Linked DNA regions of Mus musculus: region 2 is linked to region 1. Evidence: chromatin contacts called from ENCODE Hi-C or POLR2A ChIA-PET data. All regions are on one chromosome and are shown on one strand. The core of a region is the stretch at or near the end of the contact, and the rest is flanking DNA. Distances in the headings are between cores, read along the strand shown.

Evidence for each region. A loop is a pair of places that touch in the nucleus more often than their neighbours do. ChIA-PET counts read pairs that join two places held with the same protein, here RNA polymerase II (POLR2A).
Region 2: a map of T-helper 2 cell shows a loop between it and region 1 (2.9-fold over the local background). The contact joins the promoter of 0610039H22Rik here to the promoter of Srsf1 in region 1. A Hi-C loop is called at or near these places in 1 of 37 maps with a recorded cell type or tissue (T-helper 2 cell). POLR2A ChIA-PET finds 5 or more read pairs at or near these places in 1 of 5 experiments (embryonic stem cell).

Annotation. Positions count from the first base shown.
Region 1 is chr11:88,046,065-88,048,882 of GRCm38, reverse strand. It overlaps Srsf1 (serine and arginine-rich splicing factor 1), which reads right to left and starts at 1,510. Exons shown (of 4, transcript NM_173374.4): 1 at 851-1,510; 2 at 209-393. The coding sequence starts at 1,044.
Region 2 is chr11:88,617,912-88,620,856 of GRCm38, reverse strand. 0610039H22Rik (RIKEN cDNA 0610039H22 gene) reads right to left here and starts at 1,606. Exons shown (of 3, transcript NR_131025.1): 1 at 1,087-1,606. The region is part of intron 5 of Msi2 (musashi RNA-binding protein 2); the gene reads left to right.

The sequences.
Region 1 (2,818 bases), core at 261-2,760:
TTGTAAAGGATCTTCATAGGCTAGTACTGCAACCTAATTTGGGTAAATCACCACCACAGTAATCTTTATTTACTAAATTCATCCCAAAGACCGAAGTAGTCCAAGACCCCGTGTGTAAAACAAAACAAAAACAACAATAACAAAAACCTTGCAGTACTCAAAGCAGTCATGCGGGAAAAAGATTTTAACCCGCACGAAGTCAACTCACCAGAGACAACCACTCTGTTCTCGGACCGCCTGGACGGCGGGCCATAGCGGCCTCTCGGGGCGCCGCCGCCTCCACCCCCGCCGCCGCCTCGGCCGGTCCCGCGGCCGCTTCGGGGAAACTCTACCCGCAGCCGGTAGCCGTCGTAGTCGTAGCCGTCGCGACCGTACACCGCATCTTCCGCGTCTCTGCGTGTGATCACAGAAAGCGAAAGGGGGGGGTGATGAGGGGAGGGAGCCGCCGGACCCAGCTCGTTCGCCCGCTCCGGGGGTGAAAAGCCGCGGCCACAGCGCACATGCGCACCCACGGGGCCACACGGAGCCCCACATGCGCCGCATAATAGGGCCGGCCCTTCCCCCACCCAGCACCACGCCGGGCAGAGGCTCCCGACCACCTCGCCGGCCCTCAGCGCCTCGGTTTCCCGCTCCGGGGGCTGCGCATGGGCTCGGGGGGTAGGGGGGACGTCCGAGGCGGCCGGCCACCGGAGACAACGCGCCGCCTCTCGGCTCTCCTGACTCGACTCCTGCAGGGGCGATAGCGCCTCGGAGCCCCTCCTCTCCCCCCATTATGTTCCAAGGCCTCCGAGCCTTCCCCAACTCCTCCACGCTATCTCCTCAAGGCCGCGCACGCCCCACGCTGCCTCACCGCGGGTCCTCGAACTCAACGAAGGCGAAGGGCGGTCCCCCGCGGCGGTTCTTCAGGTCGATGTCGCGGATGGCGCCGTATTTGTAAAACACGTCCTCGATGTCCTTGGTTCGGATATCCGGAGGTAGGTTACCCACGTAGATGCGGCAGTCGTTGTTCCCCGCCGGGCCACGGATCACACCACCTCCCGACATGGCGGCGGCGGCGACGACGAAAAGCGCGGACTCGGGGGGGGGGAAGGAAAAAAAAAAAAAGAGGCCTTCCTACCAAGCCTAGCGTACGGCAGAGCGAGCCCTCAGCGGCACCACGTCTCCCGCGGCCGCTCCAAAATGGCGCCTTTATCAGCTCGGCGCACTGATACCGGGGGGGAGGGGGAGGAAGAGAAGCCGGAGGAAGCGGCTCGTCCCTCCCAGTGCGCAGGCGCACGCCTCTAACGGGTGCTGAGAAGCACGCTCGCGCACGCGCGACGTCACCCTCCGCACGGAGGGGAAAAAGTCCCTCGCGTCCTGGCGGGTTGACTGGCTGCTGGAACGTCCAGGCGTTTAGTAAAAATCACATGCTCTGGTTAAAGCGGTTATTATTAATCCCCACTGAGTCCAGAATCGTCGGCCACCTCGGGGGTAGACCCTCTCTGAAAGCAGCTCGGCGCTCTAAAAAGATTGGGTGAAACCTATCTTGCAAGCGTGTCCCACCATGCTCCGCGGTGGTAACGGCCTTTGGCGGGAAAGGCGCCGCGGGGCGGAGATAGATGACGCTGAGCTGTTGCTCCGGAAACCTGGGCATCTTCTGCACTTCGGTGCCGCCGGCGGGAGTTGCAGGTGATTTCATTTAAAAGCCGAAGCGGAGCAGTGTGGCTTCTGCCTCTGGGAACCTGCGGTGGGCTGCATCTTAGTTAAAGTGTCTAGACGGATCCTCCATATCTATCTAAATGAAAACTGTGCCTTGAGTTTTCCTCTTCCTCCTTTCTAAGGATGAAAAAGGAAGAGTGATAAAACAGTTTAACTGCAGAGCCGAGATCCCGGTTCTGTGCTGGTCTAGGGAGATTATTTATTTATTTGTTTATTTTGCCAAGATTATCTGCAAAAGGATTCTTGCATTGGATACCACAATTTTGCTTCTTTGTTTTGTAATAACGGGAATAGAAGAGCCTTACGTGTGAAATCATACGGCCTTGTAGTGTTGTTAATGAACTCGAATTATAATAAAAGCAAACCAATCTGGACTTAAGCTTGTGTGCCTGAAATCCTATCACTCCGGAAGCTGAGGCAAGGAGGGTCCAGCCTACCCTGTTATACACAGTTCTAGTAAAGGTTATCCCGGAGCCAGGCAGTGGTGGCGCATGCCTTTAATCCCAGCGCTCGGGAGGCAGAGGCAGGCGGATTTCAGAGTTCGAGGCCAGCCTGGTCTACTGAGTGAGTTCCAGGACAGCCAGGGCTATACAGAGAAGCCCTGTCTCGAAAAACCAAAGGGGAGGCGGGGGGAAAGGTTAGCCCGGGACATTCAGGGAAACCCTTTCTATTAAAAATATTGAAAAACAAAACGTTTTCTTGGTGTTGTTTTTGTTTTGGGGTTGTTTTGTTTGAGACACGATTTCTCTGTGTACCCCTGGCTGTCCTGGAGTTCCTGCCTTCTGAGTGCTGGGATCAAAGTCACTACCTCCCAGCTAAAACCAGAGCCTTTCATGATTGGATAGAGACAGCCAGGCGTAGTGGTAAATGCCTCTTGAAGTTTTTGGGAAGCGGAATTTCAGGGTTCAAGGCCAGCCAGAGCTGTGTCGACCCTATCACTAATAAATATGCTAAGTCGGATCCCCACAGGTTCTAAGGGTGATTCTTTATACTGTAATTTTTAGTTTTTAATTTTTATGTTATGCATATTGTGTCTTGGGGTGGTGGGTCATGCCATGGCCCATGTGTGAAAGTCAGAAAATAAGGTGCAGTTCACCACTCATGCCATGTGAGCCCCCGA
Region 2 (2,945 bases), core at 357-2,856, 570 kb before region 1:
CCATGGAACCTTGGCTTGGTCTTTGCTCCATATCATGCTGTCTCAGAGCAAGAATACGGAGGTGATGGGGAGCAAGGATTAGATCATATCTATTTGTTTACTTGCTGCCAAAGAGGAACTGTGAGGATGCTGTGGCAGAACCTGGCCTAATTGCCTGTTGTTTCTTTTTTGCCATGGTGTGGGTGGCTTTTGAAATTCCCTGTAGTTTATGGAGGCGAGCCTGTGCCTTGCGGATGCCAGATGATGTAGCCGAATGGCTGTCGGCTGTTTATTTGCTAGTCTGTCGTTCTCAACACAGCATTCTTGAGTTCGGGAGGCCCTACACTGTTTGATGTCCCCTCCTCCTCCACCTCTAAATATAACCAGCCAGTCAATCAGTCTTGGCAGCCGTCGGGGCTAGGGCTGTCAGACGGAGTTTGCCTTGGATCCTCTGAACTATTGGCTTGTTTTCCCAGCTTGCAAGTGTATTCAAATAGTGAGATTGGAATTAGCCTTGCAAACATGCCGGCAGGTGGGGCCTCCAGGTTGAGAAGGAGGCAGCGTTTGTGGTGTCAAATGACATTTCTCTCTCCTCCACTCTCTGAAGTGGAGCAGGGGCTGAGTTGAGCGAGGGAGTGGTGGCTTTCACGCTTAGTGAGCAAGATGCGTGGGTGTGTTTTCCTGAATTGTGATTAAATTTTTTTTTCTTTTAAATTTTAAGTTGTTGCAAGAGAGAAAATGAGAAACCGGCAGGTGGTGGGGATTACTCGAAGGCTGTGTTGGATGGAGGAGGAGTACAGATGTAGTTTGGGGAGGGGTGTTTTCCCAGGGTATTTCAAGTGGACTCTGAGGCTCCCATCCTGGCCAGGGTTCTAGGTCTTCAGAAAGGACACAGCTTCCTGAACGGGAACAGCCCTTCCTGCTGCTGCCCTGAGGCTATTCCTGTAGGCTAGGAACAGTGTGGCTCCCAGTCCCCCCCCCCCCCCCCGAGGCTTGTTAAAGGGACCTGTGGGTAGCTGCCCGAAGATGCTAAATCCCAACCTGAAAGGCACCAGGGAGAAGCCTTGCACACACATTGCCATCCCTCTCACGCCCAGTTGCTTTTACCTGGAGCTTCATTGAAGGATGCAGTTGCGGTTGTCTGTGGCATGGCCTGGGCACATGGGTCCCTGCACTTCCGCCAACTGTGTGGTACCCTGTAGGCCTGGGCAGCTCTGTGATTGGTGCCAGCAGCAGATGCAATCATCCAATGATGGGCATCCACACTGGGTTCTGTAGGGTTCCGGGTCTTTAGCTGAGTTTAGAGAGGAAGAAGTTAAAGCAGCTCACCCAGGTCCTAGGGGCTCCTGCAGCCCAGAGTTGTCCTATACATGAATCTTCCAGAGGAGTTGCTTTGTGGTCCAGGACCCCTGGTTATCCATGACACCCTTGCATGGGATCTGTAAAGATAATTTTTTTTTCCATAAGAATTCTAAGATCGGTCTTTCATGGATATACAGTGGAATTTTCCAAAGGAAATCTCTACCAAGGATTTCCATCTTGGGCTGCCTCCTGGTCATTTGGTGACATAGTGCTGAATGCTGAGAAAACTTGTCCTAGGTAGGACCTGCTTCGATCCCCTGGTGGACTGTTGGTGTTGGTGCTGGTGTCTTGGGTTAATTTTTTGTGATCGTCGAGGGAGGACACCCCAGAACGTCAACGGGCATCAGTCACCAGCCTTGTTGTTAACTGTGCTTCCTCCTCTGTCACGGGGAGGAGTGTGGGTTCTGAGCAGCTGTGTGCTACAGAGCACTGTAACCCTGAGAGAGGTGGTGACCTCTCTGATCCCCTGCAACCCCTACAAATAGAGCAGGCAAGAAACTGCTGAACAGACAGACATGTGGGCCTCTGCCAGAGAGAGGGGCCCTCCCATTACTGAGTAATTTGTTTTGGGTTAGTCCCCCGAGAGATGGGGGGGGGGCAGGGGCGTGTAGCACCTTCTCAGTTGCTTCTGGCTTTGCAAAGGGACATGATGCAATGCTCACACAAGATGTCAATTAGCTCTGAACTGGGAAGGAAGGGATGAGAGGGCCCAGCCTGTGCCTGGGTAGGGTGCCATTCTGTGAGTTCCTTCATTTCATGTGCTCCTGCGAGCAGAATCTGATACCAAGGATAACAGATGAACAAAAGGGGGGGTACCTTCATTTGTGTCAGGCTGGGCAGGCTTCCTTTCTGGTCTCAATACTGTATCTACAGTGTCCCTAGAGAATGATGGGACTGTGATCTGGAGGGGTTCAGAGGAGAAAGGAGCCAGGGTAACCCTCACCCTCCCTTAACAAGAATAGAAGACAGTAAAGGGCCCCAGAAATAAATAATTGTTAACCAGACTGATTAATCAATAGACTAATTAAAAATCAAACACCTAAGAACACCACGGTCTGGGTTAATTATAAACCAACATTGAGGCGTTAAAACTTGTCCAGCCCATGGCTTTGAATTATTAACTGAATGAGTTAATTTCAAGCCGTCAGCTTAGGTAGCTGTGAGATCCAGGGTTAGAAGGAGGGGAGTTAGTGTGCCCTTTCCTTCGAGGGCCCGCTTTGGCGCCACGATCTTTATCAGTGTTGCTGTTTGCATTTTAAATCAAAATATCCTAAATGTTAGGCAGAGCCTCACACGCTTCAGTAAACTGTGCCGAAGGAGCAGAGCGAGCCAGCAAGAGTTGGCCTACGCTTTTCTTTCCTGTTGAAAGAACGACCGGTCTTAGTATCCCAGCATTCCAGTGGGAGAAAGGGCTCTGATGAATGCTTTCGGTTTGCAGTGATGACCACCCCCCCCCCCCCGCCCCCAATCCTGGCCCCAGCTCTGGCCCTGGCCCCGGCCCCTGTCTTGGTTGCTCTTTAGTGTGTTGGTTGCTCTTTAGTGTATTTTTTTTTCCTCTTTCTGAGATCAAGGTCTAGGCGTGGGTTCTCAGAAGTCTCCCCTGA